Regions from separate parts of the Homo sapiens genome. Here region 1 is linked to region 2. Evidence: chromatin loops called from intact Hi-C (ENCODE). Cell type or tissue: GM12878. All regions are shown on one strand.

Evidence for each region. Peaks named below come from ENCODE experiments on the same cell type or tissue, not always from the same donor. Only the 100,000 strongest peaks of a DNase experiment are listed, where the experiment ranks them.
Region 1: a loop joins it to region 2, with 6 times the contacts of the local background. A loop is called at or near these places in 2 of 110 quality-filtered maps.

What each region holds. Positions count from the first base shown.
Region 1 is chr4:1,022,874-1,030,873 of GRCh38, reverse strand. It overlaps FGFRL1 (fibroblast growth factor receptor like 1), which reads right to left. Exons shown (of 7, transcript NM_001004356.3): 4 at 7,153-7,233; 5 at 6,773-7,057; 6 at 6,210-6,563; 7 at 3,976-5,969. The coding sequence ends at 5,527. Among named protein-coding and RNA genes, the nearest start is that of FGFRL1, 15 kb to the right of the region's middle. RefSeq lists enhancers at 4,128-4,627, 4,628-5,129. In GM12878, no CTCF peak of the experiment used is centred here; a DNase peak (open chromatin) is centred at 4,543.
Region 2 is chr4:1,357,578-1,365,577 of GRCh38, reverse strand. The region is part of intron 7 of UVSSA (UV stimulated scaffold protein A); the gene reads right to left. Among named protein-coding and RNA genes, the nearest start is that of UVSSA, 14 kb to the right of the region's middle. RefSeq lists enhancers at 4,502-5,023, 5,024-5,545. In GM12878, no CTCF peak of the experiment used is centred here; no DNase peak of the experiment used is centred here.

The DNA of each region.
Region 1 (8,000 bases), 330 kb after region 2:
GAGGTGGGCCCAGCCCCTAGACCCACCTGGGCTCCTGCCCAAGGCTGCGGAAGGGAATGGGAAACCCTCCCATGGGGCCAAGGCCGCCTCTGCTTCAAGAGCCCACAGGGAGCCCCAGCCTTGGCCACACCCACTCAGGCCCAGCATGCAGCTGCCAGCACAGTGGCGGGAGCCTTCCGGGGAGACCCACCTGCATCCCCTCGCTGGCCACACTCCTCCCAAGGCAGAGGCAAGGGAGAGACAGGCCGAGCAGAGGAGGCCAACGGTGGCGAGTGCGGCCCCTGGGCAGAGCCGGTGTTTCTCAGGGACTGGCGTCTCTCCTCAGGCACTGCAATGCAAACCTAAAATTCATCGGCAACCCAGAGCCCTGGAACACAGGCCTGGGTCTTGTGTGGCTGAGGCCCAGGACCCGCCAGGCCCCACCAGCCCCCAGGAGAGCCCCTTCCCCAACCCAGGCAGCCACCTGGGCCGGGCACACTGTGAGGCCAGCACAGGGCACAGAGAGCCCGAGACCACCAGGCCCCGCCCACCGCGTCCCTGCCCCGCCTCACCCAGCGTGGCTCCACCCAGCACTCTTGTCCCCCGGGACATCTGGAAGCTTCTCCTACCAGAAGCTAGCTCCAGCCATGGGAGGGGGACTGTCCCAGCCCAGCCCGAGGGGCCCAGTGCCCCACACACTTGGCCCTGTGGCCTCCCTGCCTCTGCCTCCAGGAGGTGCTCCCATGTTCAAATCCTGGGGGACCCCTGGCAAACCCCAGCCCCACAGCAGGTCCGGGGCCCACACAGTGCCCCAGGGAGGCTTGGCTGGTCCCTGCGTCCTGGAGCCTTGTGTCCCAGGGCCGGATCTCTGCTGTGCGGGGAGTCCCATCGTGCACCCCGAGCACACAGCCTGGACCCCTCTTCCTGGCCTGCACCCCTCTTCCTGGCTTGGGCCCCATCTGTGCTCCTCGTCCCACGTTCCTGACCCGGTCCCCCAGCCCCCAGCCTCGGCCTGGGACAAGGCTGTGATCTCTGGCCAGGTCCTCTGACCCACGGGCCCATTGGGTGGGGCTGCCCACATCCCCTATCTCTGCCTCATGCTGCCACCCTGTCCCTGGCAGCAGACGCAGGCACCCCCGGGACAGCTGCAGGCGGCTTATGGGCACCCCTTTGAAGCCAGGAGGGCCGGGCGGGGGCGGGTCACACCCGGGGGTGTTGGAGCCTGGGCAGCACTTTCAAGTTAGCCGGGCTTTACAGGGAAGCAGCTTATCACCACCAGGACAGGGCCAGGGAGGACCATGGGCCTGGCCCCGTGCCCACACCCTGCCCCGCCATGCTGAGCCTCCCCCGGGCACCACCATCTCGTACCCAAAGGGCCTGGCCTGGGGGCCGCCCTGAGGACACAGCCAGGTCCCCTCCGTTGACTCCTGGGCTGCAACCCCCACCACTACAACCCACACCACCAGCAGCCCAGGACAGAGCCAGGGACGGGTGCCCAGCCCTGTTCCCGTCCCCACAGCACGAGCTGCCCCATGACCTTCCTGTGGTGGCCAAGGGCATGGGACCTGGTCTTGCCCACGTGAAGGGTGACAGTGGAAGAGCCAGGAAGCCCCAGGTGCAGCCCCTCCCTGGGGAGACGGCTGCCACTCTGGGCTCCTCCCTTCTCCCTGGGCCCCCTCGGTCGCCCTGCCCCTCAGATTCCATGCCCCAGCCCCACCCCTGCAAGGGCATTGCCCAGAAGCCCGCTGGCCCCCAAGGAGCCTCCCGACGCGTGTGTGTCGGTCTCTTCCTGGGCCTGGAGCCCCCATGGTGCAATGGTGTGCAGGTGACCCGGGCAGGACAGGTGAGACGGGGCCCACAGAGCGGCACCCCCACCTCCCACAAGCCCCACCCGGCCCTTCGAGCCTCCTGGCCAGTGAGCCTGGGGTGAAGGGCTCCCCATCTTTCAGGTGCTTGGCCGGAGCAGACCACTGTCAGAAGCGCAGTCCTGCCCTCTGTCCTGCTGGCCACACTCACGCCCTGGGCGCCTCTGCCCGCCTCCTGCCTCAAGTCCTCGAAGCACACGGGGCCTCTGTGCTCCCAGGCCTCCTGCACGTGGAGGGGAGGGGAACGCAATTTTGTTCTTGGGAGTGTGGACGTGCAGATGTGACGAGGGAGCCGGCGCAGGGCACAGACGCGTGCTGCCGTGACGGAGATGCGGGAAACGGCATCGGGATGGCCGTGTGGCTGGTGGGGGGACAGGAGCCACGGGGACAGGAGTCCACGGGGCAGGGCCAGGCAAGAGACAGCCAGGAACACAGGCCAGGCGTCCACAGGGCAGGGCCCCGGCAGGCTCAGGCTGGAGACCGCCGAACAGAGGGGCGTGGGGGCGGGAGCAAGGCTCTCGGGACTGGACGGCCAAGGGGGAAGGGTCTGGAAGTCGCAGGGGAGAAAGCAGGGGCTCCAGGCAGCCCCTGAGGAAGGCTAGGGAAGGACTGAGGGGTCTGAGCTCCAGGCTATTGGCCCGGGGGTGGCTGGGGCCCCATAGGCAGGAGATGGGTCTGTCCTGACTCCTTGGGGTCCCCCTGCCCAGCCTGGCATCCAACGTGGCCACAGCATGACAAAGTCCAGAGCCCAAGACCCAGAGGCTAGGCTGTGCCAGACCTGTCCGTTGAGGACCACACAGCACTAGTCAGCACCTCCTGTGGGCAGGCGCAAGATGGGCTGGACCACAAGTCAAGGGTGGCCCTGAGTGGGGGCCTGGACCTCACAGCAGGCAGGGTGCAGGCGTGGGGTCTGCGGTCCCAGTGTCTCCTTCAGAGGCTCTAGGGGACAGCCCTCTCGGACTGCCCATCCCTCCGCCCACTCCCTGGGGAGGGGCAGCCTGTCCTCTGCAACCCCATGACCCGCTGCCTGAGGCCTCCCTGCTGCCCAAGGTGGCCAGACGCCTGAGGTCTCCCTTCCACCCTCCCCTACTCCAGACTGAAACCCGACCAGGCGTCGGCCTGCAGCCTGTCCTGTCTGGGGAACATCTGTTTGGCTGCCAGCTGTGGGCCGCGTGGAGCCCCCACTGTCCCCCAGTCAGGGTGGCCAGGCCTCCCACAGCACCCATCAGCCACACGCAGCCCTTACCAGGGCCATGCCTGAAGCTGTCACCGTCCAAGGAGTCAGGACTTCCTCAGGGGAGAGAAGTAGGGTCTACCCTGGGGAGGACAGAGAACAAAAAGGGGACATCTTGAAAGCCATGGGGTCCCCAGAAGCTCCAGTTGGGGAGAGGTCCCTGACACCTCTCCCCAGAGCCCACCTGTCGTCTTTGAAGCCAGGCAGGGTGAGCTTCCTCCAGGGAAAAGCTCTCAGAACCAGAGCGGGTCAGGAAGCGCGCTGCACGCCAGCAGGACCAGGCTCCGGGGACGCAGTGGGCCTCACGCTTTGCTGAATGCACGAGGGGCCCCGGTGCCTTTTCTTACGAGGCTAACGGAACCCCCGGCAGGCAAGGGCCCCGGGTGGAGCTGGCAGCCCCACCCCTCCTGCTGACCGGGTAAGATGGGGTCGGCCACCGTCGCAGCACCGCAGGGTGGCTGGGAGGGCACTCGGACGGAGCCCTGAGGTCAGAGGTGACCTGAGCCTGGCCCCATCCCCAGCTCTGAGGCCAGTCTGCTGCCTCCTGTAGGGCCACCCACCAAAGCCTGAGGAGGGGCTGGGGAGTGGCCAGGCCCTGCACTGAGGGCCATAGGTGCCAGCCCCAGGACACAGAGAGGGCGCCGCTGGGACAGGGGTGCAGGACGCAGGCCTGGCCAGGCATGTGGGCAGTGCTCACGCCCAACACCACCGAAGCCCAGTATACCCAAACTCTCCCGCCGGGAGGTGCAGTTCTCAGCCCCTGTGGCTCTGGCCCAGCGAGGGGACTCCAAGAGGGTTAGGCTGCTGGTTCTGGAGACCAGGCCTGACACACAGGCACAAATGTGAGCACACACGAGCATGCACACGTGCATGTAGACATGGGCAGAAACACCAGCCTGGAGGGAAAGGATGCACTTTCATGTTTAACAAAATAAATTAAATATACGGGGCTTCAGCTCAAACTCTACATAAAATTACAGAGATCTGGGGCCACCACGACAGTGGGGTGGGGGGTGGTGTCTGGCCTGGACGGGGTGTGGTCATCAGCATGGCTGAAAGACCAGGCGGGTCCCGGGCCCCAGGAGAGACCACAGTCCCTGCAACCCAGTCTTCCTTCCATCATTATTAATATTATCTTCATTTCTTAAATATAAATACCAAGGCCCCTTCTCTGTGTCAGGGGGAGAATGCAGTGGGGATGAGCCACTAGCCATGGGCTCCAGCCTCTCAGGCTTGGGGCTGCTGTGCCCCCAACCCCAGCCCACAGCAGTAGGGGACTCCTGGGCACCCAAGGCAGGTGGCAAAAATAGCCGCCAAGGCCAGGGGACAGAGGCGGGGATGGAGGCGGGGACTGAGGCGGGGACAGAGGCGGGCAGAGTTGGGGGAGTGACGGTGGAGCAGGGAAAGTCCCTCATCAACTATGAGCCTCACGGCACACGTACTGCAGGCTTCACGGCACACCCTCCCAAAAGCACGTCAGTCTGCGTGTGTCCAGGCAGCATATCTGCACCTGTGTGTGCATGTGTGTCCGGAAGTGTGTGCCCAGGCAGCATATCTGCATGTGTGCGTGCGTGTGTATCCGGACAGCATATCTGCACGTGTGTGCATGTCCAGACAGCATATCTGTGCACATGTGTGTGTCCAGGCAATATCTGCACGTGTGTGAGTGTTGAGGCAGCATTATCTGTGTGTGTGTCCAGGCAGCATATCTGCGTGCGTGTGTGTGTCCGGACAGCATATCTGTGCATGCGTGTGTGTGTCCGGACAGCATGTCTGCGTGTGTGTGTGACTAGACAGCATATCTGCGTGTGTCCAGGCAGCATATCTGCGCCTGTGCACGTGTGTCTGGAAGTGTGTGTCCAGGCAGCATATCTGCATGTGTGTGCGTGTCCAGACAGCATATCTGTGCACACGTGTGTGTGTGTGTGTCCAGGCAATATCCGTGCATGTGTGTGTCAAGGCAGCATTATCTGTGTGTCCAGGCAGCATATCTGTGCACGTGTGTGTCCGGATACCATATCTGCACGTGTGTGCGTCCAGACAGCATATCCGTGTGTGTGTGTGTGTCCAGGCAGCACATCTGCGCATGGGTGTGCGTGTGTATGTTCAGGCAGCATGTCCTTGTATGTTCTGGCATGTCTCTGTGCGTGTGCGTGCATTTGGGCAGCTTATCTGTGTGCCCAGGCGGCATATCTGTGCATGTGCGTGTGTGCGTACGTGTGCCTTCAGGGAGCACGTGTGCGCGCATGTGTGTGCATACATGCATCCAGGCAGTGTGTGTGTCTGTGTGTGTGTGTCCAGGGGCTATGCCTCACACACAGACTGCCTGGGGTGCTGGCCATTCCTCCTCGCCATGGGTCCCCTGCCTTCGTCTGCAGCTCCGTCCTCCATCCTCCCAGTCTGCCTGTCTGGCCGGCCCCCCCGTGCCCACTGCAGATACGGTGCCGTCTAGCACTGATAGTGGATGTGCTGGTGGACCTTGCCCTCCACGTGTGAGTGTGTGTGAGAGTGTGTGTGTGTGTGTGTGTGGATGTCTGTGTAGAGTTTGGGGTACAACTTAGGGCCAGCAACTGGGCCTGGGCCCAGTAAGTGCTGGGGGGCTGCCGGAGACCCATGCTCCTCACACAGCCCCACACCAGGGCCAGCGCTGAGGGCGGCCAACGAGGGAAGGTCCTTGTCTCCGCTGCGGTCGCGGGCCGTCCCCGGCGGGCGGTGCCCAGGCAGGGGAGGGGCAGGCGCGGGGGTGCACGGCTTCTTCTGGGCCTGGCAAAGCCACAGGAGCAGGGTGCCCAGGATGAAGACAGCGCCGGCTGGGATGCCGATGACCACGGGCCACGGCAGGCTAGTGGCCGAGGACGAGGAGGCCACAGGTGGCCCTGGCGGTTTTGGGTCTGCAAGAGCGAGAGGAAAGGAGGTAGGGAGGGGAACGCCGACACAAAGACCAGGAGAGCACCCCAGACCCATCCCAGGGGCTGTGGAGACGGTGCCCCTGGGCTGCCCTCCCTCGGCAGATGACCTGGCCAGCACGGCCCGGGAGGGAAGGGTGGGGCCCCACCCGGTGGGTGGGACGCCGGGCCCAGGGGGCGGGTCCGGGCACCAGCATGGTGTGGCGTGGCGTGGCAGCCGCGCACCTGGCAGCACGGTGAGGAAGGCGCTGCGGAAGCTGTAGCCCATGGTGTTGGCGCCAAGGCAGATGTACATGCCCGCATCGTCCTGGCGGGCACGGGTGATGAGCAGCTTATTGAGGTAGGAGCCGTCGGGCCGCGACCACACGTCACCCGTGGGCAGCACCACAAACTTCTGGCCGCCCACATCGATGGTGGAGTTGTGGCGGCCCTCGGCGCCGTACTCCACGCGCTTCAGCCACTGGATCACCGGCTTCACGTCGCTGCGCACCTTGCACTGGAAGGACGTGGTCCCCCCGAAGTCCACCGTCGTGTTCACGGGGTGCGTGCCTGTGAGCACGGGCTTGGAACGGGTCCGCTCTGTGGGAACGTGGCACGCGGGCATGGCTCCTGGGCCGCGCCGGACTCTACCCCGCCAGCACCCTGGGCCCACCAGCACCCCCAGCCCACCACCCCCAAGCCCTGCCAGTGCCCCCGCCCACCAGCGCCCCCGCCCACCAGCACCCCCGCCCGCCAGCGCCCCCGCCCACCAGCACCCCCCGCCCGCCAGCGCCCGGGGCCACACTCACGGATCACATCCACCTTGTAGGTGGCGTTGATGGCGCCCGCGCGGTTCGACACGCGGCAGGTGTATTTGCCGCTGTCCTCCGGCCGCAGGTTCTTCAGGCTCAGTGTCCACTTCTTCTTCCTGGGCTCAGCGGCCTCTGGGCGCGTCAAGGCCTGGTCGTCCTTCATCCACGTGATGTCGGGCCGAGGGTGCCCGCTGGCCACGCACTTGAGCCGCACGGAGCTACCCACGGGCCGTGCGATCACCCGGCGCCTCATCTTGGAGGGCTGTGTGAAGCGCGGTCGTGCTGCGGGGTGGGGTGGCGTGGAGGTCAGAGGACGGGGATGCAGCCAAGGGGCCGGGACAGACGGACGCCCCCCACCCCCGTCACCCCCTGCTCACCCCACTGCTGGCTGGCGGGGTCCTCTTGACCCCCAGAGGAGCTGTCGGGCCCCAGGCTCTCCTTCCCTGGGCTAATGTCATCTGCAGAGAGACGGAGGTGCACAGGGAGGGCAGGTGAGGGGGGCCCTGAGGAGCTCCCCCAACTCCCCCGTGGCCTCTAGCTCCCCCAGCCCCAGCCGGGACAGCCCTGGACACCCAGGCAGGGGGCTGCGCCACACACCCACAGCCCAGAATCCCAGGGACAGCTGGGCAAGGGCCGCTGGCCCACACTGGGCGCAGGTGACCCTGATGGGCACGGGTGGGGCTGGAGGGCCGGCCCCCATTCTGGCTCCGGGGGGTCTGCAGGCCCCGGGGGAGGAGGGAGCCGGGCCCGGCCAGCAGCTGCAGTAACCCTAGCCTACATCAAGGGGCCGAGGGCTGGTGAACAGACGAGACTCTCATACCACCCGGTCATCGTCCCCTTTGAAAGGACTGTGGGGTGGGGGTGGGGGACAGCCAGTTTTCCCATTCCACACAATGCCGAGGGGCAGGGCGTGCTGTGGAATGTCCCCTCCATCCACCCTGTGACAGCCGCTCCTTCACTGAGCCCAGGACCAGGCTGTCTCAGGCCGCACCCCCAGACCCTGCTGGGGCCTGGGCCAGGCTCCTGTATTCAGAAAACGGGCACATGTACCCTAAAACTTAAAGTAGAATTAAAAAAAAAAAAGAAACGGGCCAGCCCAGCTCCCAGGAGCTCCACCCGAGGGCCCCACACCCAGGAGCCCAGCGGAGCAGGCGGGGTGCCGGGTCCCTAGGTATGGAGGGCGTGTCTCTCTGGACACCTGTCCAAGCCCAGCGCCCGGGCCCCA
Region 2 (8,000 bases):
GATCCCTCACTGAGTCTGGAGAGCCCTCGTGCCACCCCCGCCTCCCTCCTCCCATTGAGGAGCTGGAGAATGGCAGGAAGGCTTGCTTTCTTTTTCCCCTGAGAAAAGCCAGTTCCTTGAGCCCACCCTGCCCCTTCCTGCGCCCGACTTAGTGGGCAGAGGCAGGGACCTGTGTGGTGACTCATCTCATCAGGCCAGAGAAAGACGGTGGCTCCTGCACACAGCACGGCTGTGGCACAAGACACCATGGCTGCAGCTGTGACCATAAGACCAGCCCAGGCAGGCCTGCTCTGTTGCTAACAGAACGCCAAGCTGTCTTGCGGGCATAACAGGGCCAAGAAGAACTGGGGAGGCACCTGCCTCCCTGCTGCCTGCCCTGGTAAAGCCTTTCTCTTCCCAAAAGCTGCTGCTGCAGTACTGGCTTCTGTGTGCACTGGGTAGCGAGCCCACTGCTCAGTAACATGGCCACACGGTGGGCATCAACTGCTCCATCCACGCGCTCAGAAGCGGCTGTGGGCAAGCTCTTCTCCGCCTCACCTTCCCTCTGGCCTGCATCCTTCCAACAGCCCCACCACGGCCCAGGACAGGGTGTGGGAGCTCGCACGCAGCCCCCAGGGCGCACCATCCTTCCCTGAGAGCCCCGCCTCTGCAGCTCACCCACCGCAAACCTGGTGTGGGCTCAGCACAGCAGGGCGGTCATTCCTCACCTTCAGCTCCCTCAGGCCAGGAGAGGGGCTGGCAGGGCTGCTAGGGCAGCTGAAGGTCATGCCCCCAGGGTGGCCAGGGTGGTGGTGCCCTGGGGTGGCTGGGGTGGAGGTGCCCCAGGGTGGAGATGCCCCCAGGGTTGAGGTACCCCCGGGATGGAGGCGCCTGCATTCCTGTTCCCACAGCACAGCTGAGGGAAACTTCCCGGGAGAGAGATCCCTGTTGGAGGAATACCAAGCAAGGGGACCCTTAATGGGTTTATAAGAGAAAAACCGAAAAACAGAATCACTCTGACACACACCTGCATCTCTAAAAAGCATTCCCAGCAGCAACACCTCAAAGGCGCCTGCGATCGCAGCTGTTTCCTGAAGGGAGGAAGGACAACTGAAGAGGGGCCTGACCCCTGACCCCTAGGGCGGGAGCCCACATGTTCACCAGAGACAAAGCCCAGGTGTGCAGGGGACTGCGGCTCCAAGCCCAGCCCCCACGGAGCCAGGCCACACAAGGCCACGGGGCCCGCGCACCAGCACCGTGCGGGGAGGTGGCCCCCACGGAGCCAGGCCACACAATGCCACGGGGCCCGGGCACCAGCACCCTGCCGGGAGGTGGCCCCCACAGAGCCAGGCCACACAAGGCCACGGGGCCCGGGCACCAGCACCCTGCCGGGAGGTGGCCCCCACGGAGCCAGGCCACACAAGGCCACGGGGCCCGGGCACCAGCACCCTGCCGGGAGGTGGCCCCCACGGAGCCAGGCCACACAAGGCCACGGGGCCCGGGCACCAGCACCCTGCCGGGAGGTGGCCCCCACGGAGCCAGGCCACACAAGGCCACGGGGCCCGGGCACCAGCACCCTGCCGGGAGGTGGCCCCCACGGAGCCAGGCCACACAAGGCCACGGGGCCCGGGCACCAGCACCCTGCCGGGAGGTGGCCCCCACACCAATCATCAGACCAAGTGCACTTTGTTTAGGAGCATCCCACTGCTGAGCATCTGGGAAGCACAGGAGACATTAATCACTGGAAACTGTAATTTTTGTTATCAGTCTAACACTGATCAAAAGGGAAGCCTGTCTCCACCGCTGACCTGTGAAACGTCCCAATTATACTCTTTGGAAATGACAGGGGCACTTAACTCCCGCGCTGAGCAAATGATGGCGATCCATCACGTCTGAATAACAACAAGCCACGGACCTGAAAATTATTTCTGTACAGAATCTGCCAGGAATTTATGAAAGGTGGAGAGCAGCCCAAGGTTTCAGGGCATTACGGTTCTCAGCCAGTGCAGCGCGTTATCACACACTAAACAGAATTTATGTGTTTTAATTTTCTAAAAGGTAGATGTGGACCGGGTGCTACAATGCATAACATATAGTGCCAGATTTTAAATATGGGCGTCGTTTTCAAAAAATATTATGCTTCCTGTTCGCACCCTTGAATTTCATCGGGGACTTTTATCAAATTTTCATTTCCTAAAAAATATTCAACTGCTCAGGTAACTATTAGGAATTACACCTTCTTTCTCCCCAAATAATGGTTCATTTCTGTGACTAAATTTGGAGCCCTGGGTTCCCCTTTGTTCTTAAATCAGCGCTGATGAGGGCACCCTGGTCCCGGTGAGCATCTCCCTCCGTAACAGCGGCCAGGTCCGTGGGTGGCTCTCCCTTCACCTCTGAGGCAGCCGCAGGGCTTCCTCCCTGGCAAGGTCCCACCACAGCCACCGTTTCCATACTTCAGCTTGCAACTACTGAGGCCGTGGTACCCCTCAAACCACAGCAACTCAGCATTGAGGGGCTTCACTGCGGATACTAAATGCAAGGCTGAAAGCTGCTGTTTTCAGGGTTCAAGTCACACGGGATAAACTCTCATGTCTGAAACCCACAGACGCACAGTGCGGTCACCTCCAACATCTGCTGCTGGGCACACTGAACGCCAGGGACAGGCAGGGATGCTGAAGATGGGGAAGCCGTGAGCCTAGGAAGCTGTGTGGCTGTTCACAGGCCTGTTCGGAGGACAGGAACGGCGTGGTCACCAGGGACAGAGCTCCCCGAGGCCTCGAAGCGCACGGAGCCCAAAGGGAGGGTGAGGCCCCGCACGAAGCCCCCCTTCCACGTGGTCCCACACGCCTCCAGTTCACCTCTAAGAAGTCAAATCATCAAGTGGTGACAGGCAAGAGCCACCCGCCCTCAAGGTGAGGGACAGATGAGCCAGGGGCCAGCACCACGGGTCTGCAAGCCCTGCTGAGGGGCTGGGCACCGGTGCGGGGGGGCTCTGGACGAGCAAGAATCCAGGAAAGGAGATCATACACCCTATGTGGTGCTGGGGCTGGAGATGTCTACAAAATGAGGTTAGGTTTGGAAAAGGTTCTCAAGAGCAGTCTGCTTTTACCCCGACCTGGCAGCCGAGTTTCCTGTGATAAAGCAGGGGCATGGGAGGCACAGGTCACCTGCAGGCTGTCCCCTCCCAAGGGGGCTGTGACCCGTGCCCACACCTTCCCTAATGGGCCAAGTCCCCTGCGGGGCATTGGAAGCCTCCCAAGGCTGGTCCACAGTGCAGGAGCTACAGGAGCTATAGACCCCTCGACATGGAGAGCCAAGACCACCCGTGCACAGGGCACCTCCAAAGGAACCCCAGCCACCGCGGGGAGGCGGGCAGGAGCACTCCGGCCTCTGCTGGCTTCATACAAATGGATTCTCACCCACACTTAAAAGGATTTAGAAAAATGAGCCTCCACGATCATAATTAAACAAGCAATAAAATGGCTAAAATATACAATGCAATCAGTTCACAGAAGTAGGGTGGCGAGGTTACTAATTATTTGAGAAGGAAAGGAAGAGGAGAGGCCGTGTGAAGGGGCAGGTCTGTCCGCCACACACAGGCTGGGAGATACAGCTGGGGCCATTAAATAAATTTTGTACGATCTAATTAACTTGGTACGCGGTCTCAATTACTTTTCACCCAAGAAATCACTTTTGTTCAGTTTTATGTGTGTCTGTTTCCCTTTTTATAAAAAAAAAAAAAAAAATGATGTAAGGCCTCGTCAGACAAGTGAGTTCCAAATTGCATTTGTCTTTCAGCGCCTTGATGGCTATGTGTTTAAAAACCCATTCTATCTTATAAACCAAAAATTAAACGTGCTCAGCTGTGATGGTCGTCATTGCATCTGCTATTTATATGCTAATGCCCTCCCTGGAAGGCCGTGCAAATTGCCCGGCCAGGCCAATATCTCATGTGCATCTCCGGCTGCCAGGGACGCACCTTGAGAGGACGGAGGGCGGAGCGGTGCAGGGCTGACTGCAGCAAGCGTGCGGGAAGGGCACCTGGCGGGCAGCACTGTCGGGGCCGAGCAGAACCTGCTGGACACAGACACAGCACCATAGGCGTGTCCTCACCTCTGAAACGAGAGCCTGGAGGTTCTGCTGAAGCAAGTCGTTGCTTTCTAGAATGACTGGTTCTTTACTATAAAATCTACACTCATCAACACGCTCTTACAAGAATATCACAAAACACAGTGCTGTGGGCCTCTTCCCATTCTCGTCTAACCCAGGTCACTCCCAGTAATGAGGCTCAGACAGACCTGCCCTTGGGAGCTGCCAGCCAGCATGGTGGGCCTCGGGCCGCTTCCTGGAGTCCCAGCTGCAGGGGCCAGGACCACAGCACCACAGGCCTGGGGGCCTTCTTGGGTGTGAGAGGAGGAGGCCTCAGGTTCACAAGATACCTGGAGGTCGATTCCAGAGCTAGGCTAGGGGCAAAATTTCTGCTGGGTCCCCGGGGCTGCCTGCCAGATAGAGACACACATCTGTCGACCAGATGCGGGCCGGGGGTCCTGGGTCTGTGTTGCTCTCCAGATGGATGGAGCTGGGCCAGGGCGGCCTCTTCTCCTGGGGCAGCCAAACTGGTGTTTGCCCCTGGGTCCCACATAGGACGTTCTGAGCAGAGGTTGTGGGCCTGGTTCTTACTGAGCAGGAGCACTGGGTGCAGTGCTCAGGAAGCTGGTTGAGGCACCAGGGGTCACGCAGACTTTATGTAAACGCCCCCTTCAGTGGAGAGCGGAATGACTTCTTAGAACATCTGGGGCCTCCAAACCTAGTAGCTCCTGCCCCCGAGCTCTGCGGAGAAAGCTAACTCTGGGCTCGGGAAAATGAAAGCTGCCTGTGTCCTTGCTCCCGGGCTCTGGTGAGTCACACACACACTCGGCTCACGGGGGCGGGAAAGGACCCTGCTTCAGCCTGACCTTCTCAGGGAAGGAGAGTGCAGCCAGGGCCCACAGGGGCCAGAACGCCAGCCTCTGGGAAGCAGGCGCCAGCCTCTGGGCGCGGCCATAGCACGGGTTTGTCAGGCGCACTTACATTCATCAGGAGGCCAGGCCTGGACAAGGAGGCCGGGGCCTACACAGCTTCTCCCGGGCTCAGCTTCCCTGTCTGTAAAATGGGGTGGAAAACCGATCGACCCCACGGGGCTGCTTTCCAAACGAAAGGGGTAACAGCATGGGGCGGTGTTTCAAGGAGCGCTGGGCTTGTCTGGCAAGCGCCCTGTGTTTTGCAGACAGGTACTGAGGGACGGTGAAAGCCCAAAAGACGGGTCTGTGCCACCGGTGTGGGAGGGAGGGCTGGCACAAGGCCCTGGCTGGGCCTAAGATGTTCTCCCCGTGTTCCCTGTGCTGACTCCAGAGAACCTGTGTATCTGCACCCCGCCCCCCGTGGGCAGCCCTTGGGATGCGGTGGCGCACACAGCGGCTTGGCCTTCGGCGTGATGGAGGGGCCCCATCACCCAGGAAGGTTGTTTCCCAGCCCTAGGGCGGTACAAGGTTTCCCAGCAGCGCTGATTTAGGTCCCTCCTCCCCTGCCTGTGCCTGGTGGGTCCACGTTTCATTCCTGGGTTTTCAGTTTCTGTCCCTTTCACCTCCTGGAAGTCAGACACTCCCATGGCTCCAGAGCATCACAGAAAACTTTCCCTCACGCACAGCAGGAAAAGGAGGTGGGGCCTCGATCCCAGGGGCTGACAGGGTCCCCGGGAGGCTGTCAGCTGCATCCTGGAGCCCACTGAACATCAGAGGGCAGAATGCTTCTGGCATCTAACTCCAAAGATCAGAGCTTTGGTGGTGAGGCCGGTGGAGGAGGCAGGCAGGCGGCCGACAGAGAAAGAAAACCACAGAGTCGGGGGGACGACTCTGGTTCTGTGGGCAATGGAGGATGCATCCACGGCCAAACCCATGTGGCTGCCACATCAGACTCAACATCGGCGAGAACAAAAACAAACCCGTATCTTTCAGCCACGGAAACAAGTAACCCGGTAACTAGCAGAAGGAAAGACAGAGCCACGCTGACGGTACTAAAGAGAACGATGCTTAAGATGCGTTTCTGACTCACTGGCTGATAGGAAATTAATATTTTGTTAATTACACAATACAAAGTAATTGGTGATTTGAGCTATGTAATTTGGCAGCAGGCAACGTGAAAGTTTCCAGAGGATTTTTATCAGCTCAGCGAATGACGCAGCCACGGATGATCACACCCACCCTACAGCGCGGCAAGGCTGGACACGCAATCTACCAAATGACGCTGCACATTGATCCAGGAGATTCACCCTCGGCCTGCTCCCAGACGGAAGCCACACAGAGGCACTCCAAACGCACAGCACACATATTCAAACCAGCGTTGAGTATTTTCTGAAGACGGAACATCTGTCCCCAGACGGAAGCCACTCAGAGGCACTCCAAATGCACAGCACACATATTCAAACCCGCCTAAGTATTTTCTGAAGACAGAACATCTGCGTCAAAAGGAAAACAGTATTACGTAGAAACCAAGTGGGAAATGTTAAAAAGGAAAGACACGGTGTCTGCTCCCGGGTGGCTGCCCGAGGAGAGCCTCAGCACGAGCACCGGCCGGAGACAGCACGAGGACGGGCTGGGCCTTCCGGGGCTAGGCTCCTGCCTCCTGCCTGCAGCTAGCAGCGTTCCATGTTCCCATCTCCTACATGTTAGTTGGAAGTTCTAAACATATTTAAATCAGGCATGACTGAATTAGCGTGCCCTGTTCTACACACGGAGTTAACGACGCCAATCCCCGTGCTAAATGGGGAGACACGGAGGGAAGTGATTTAAACCCTCTGTAAATTTTATTTGAAAATTAACGAGGAGCACCTCGTCCATAATTTCTAATTAAAATGGCTCTAATTAACGTCCACGTTTGTCAGCCAGCCCCACCTGCCGCACACACGCCACTCGGACGCAGCGGCCGCGCGGAGCCAGGAGGGAGATGGGCAGATACTGCAGTGGTGCCACGGCATCTATTCTGGGAAGCATCGCTCACCTGAGCTAGGCGAGCCCGCCAATCACTTCATCTCCAGGCAGCTCCTTGCACTCCAGCTGCCGGGAGCAAAATCTCCAAGGACTTCAGAACGGTGCTTTAAAAAGAAACCAGTTTGCGGAGAAGAGTCTAGAAAGTGTCCATTCAACTGACAAATGGGCAGCGTGGCGCCTCCCTTCCCACCGGAGCTGTGACATCCTCAATCCAGCCTCACAGGCCCTGCTGCCCTTGCACACTCACCAGCTCTGAAGCACAGCTGGGGCACATCTGCTGGCCAGACCATGTGGTCGAAGGGGACGAGGGGCCCTCCAAGCACTGTCAGTCCTGGCCGCAGACACCCCCCGCCCAGTGCCACCACTCAGATCTCAAGAGGATGCACACAGATGGGTCAGGAGTGGGCCCCGGCCAGCAGGAGTGAGGAAGGACAGTGGGATGGCAGCAGGCCCTGGGCGCTGGGTCAGGGTGGCTGCCTGTGTGCCAAGGGCTGGGGTCACGCGCCACGGAGGGACAGTGCTGGCGGCTCCACCACGTGGGGCGTGAGATGCTCATGTGAGAGTCACTCAGAAGCTCAGAGACAGCTAACAGTGTCGGCGGGGTCCCCGGGACCTGGTGGGTGGGAGCAGCAGCTGCTGGGGTCCTTCAGGCGGCCGTGCCCTGCCCAGTACCCTCCTGCATGGCCTGGCCCACACCCGTGTTATGGGCCCTGGCCCCCACAGACCAGGCCCTGAATATAGCATCCCTGAGGCAGGAGGGGCTAGTGCTGCCTCCAGAAGGGCACGGCCAGCAGGAGCCTGCAGCCTGCAGAGGTCTGGGAGGCCAGCACTCCTGAGCCCACACACGGCAGGAGCCAGGCTGAGCTGAACACTCATGAAGAGCACGCAGGGTCCCTGGCACACAGGGGGAGTCTGCATCCACCAGGGTGAGGTGGAGATGTGGGTGCAAGTCAGCCATGGCTGGGAGCCTGCAGGCCTCGCTGGTACCGTGGCCGC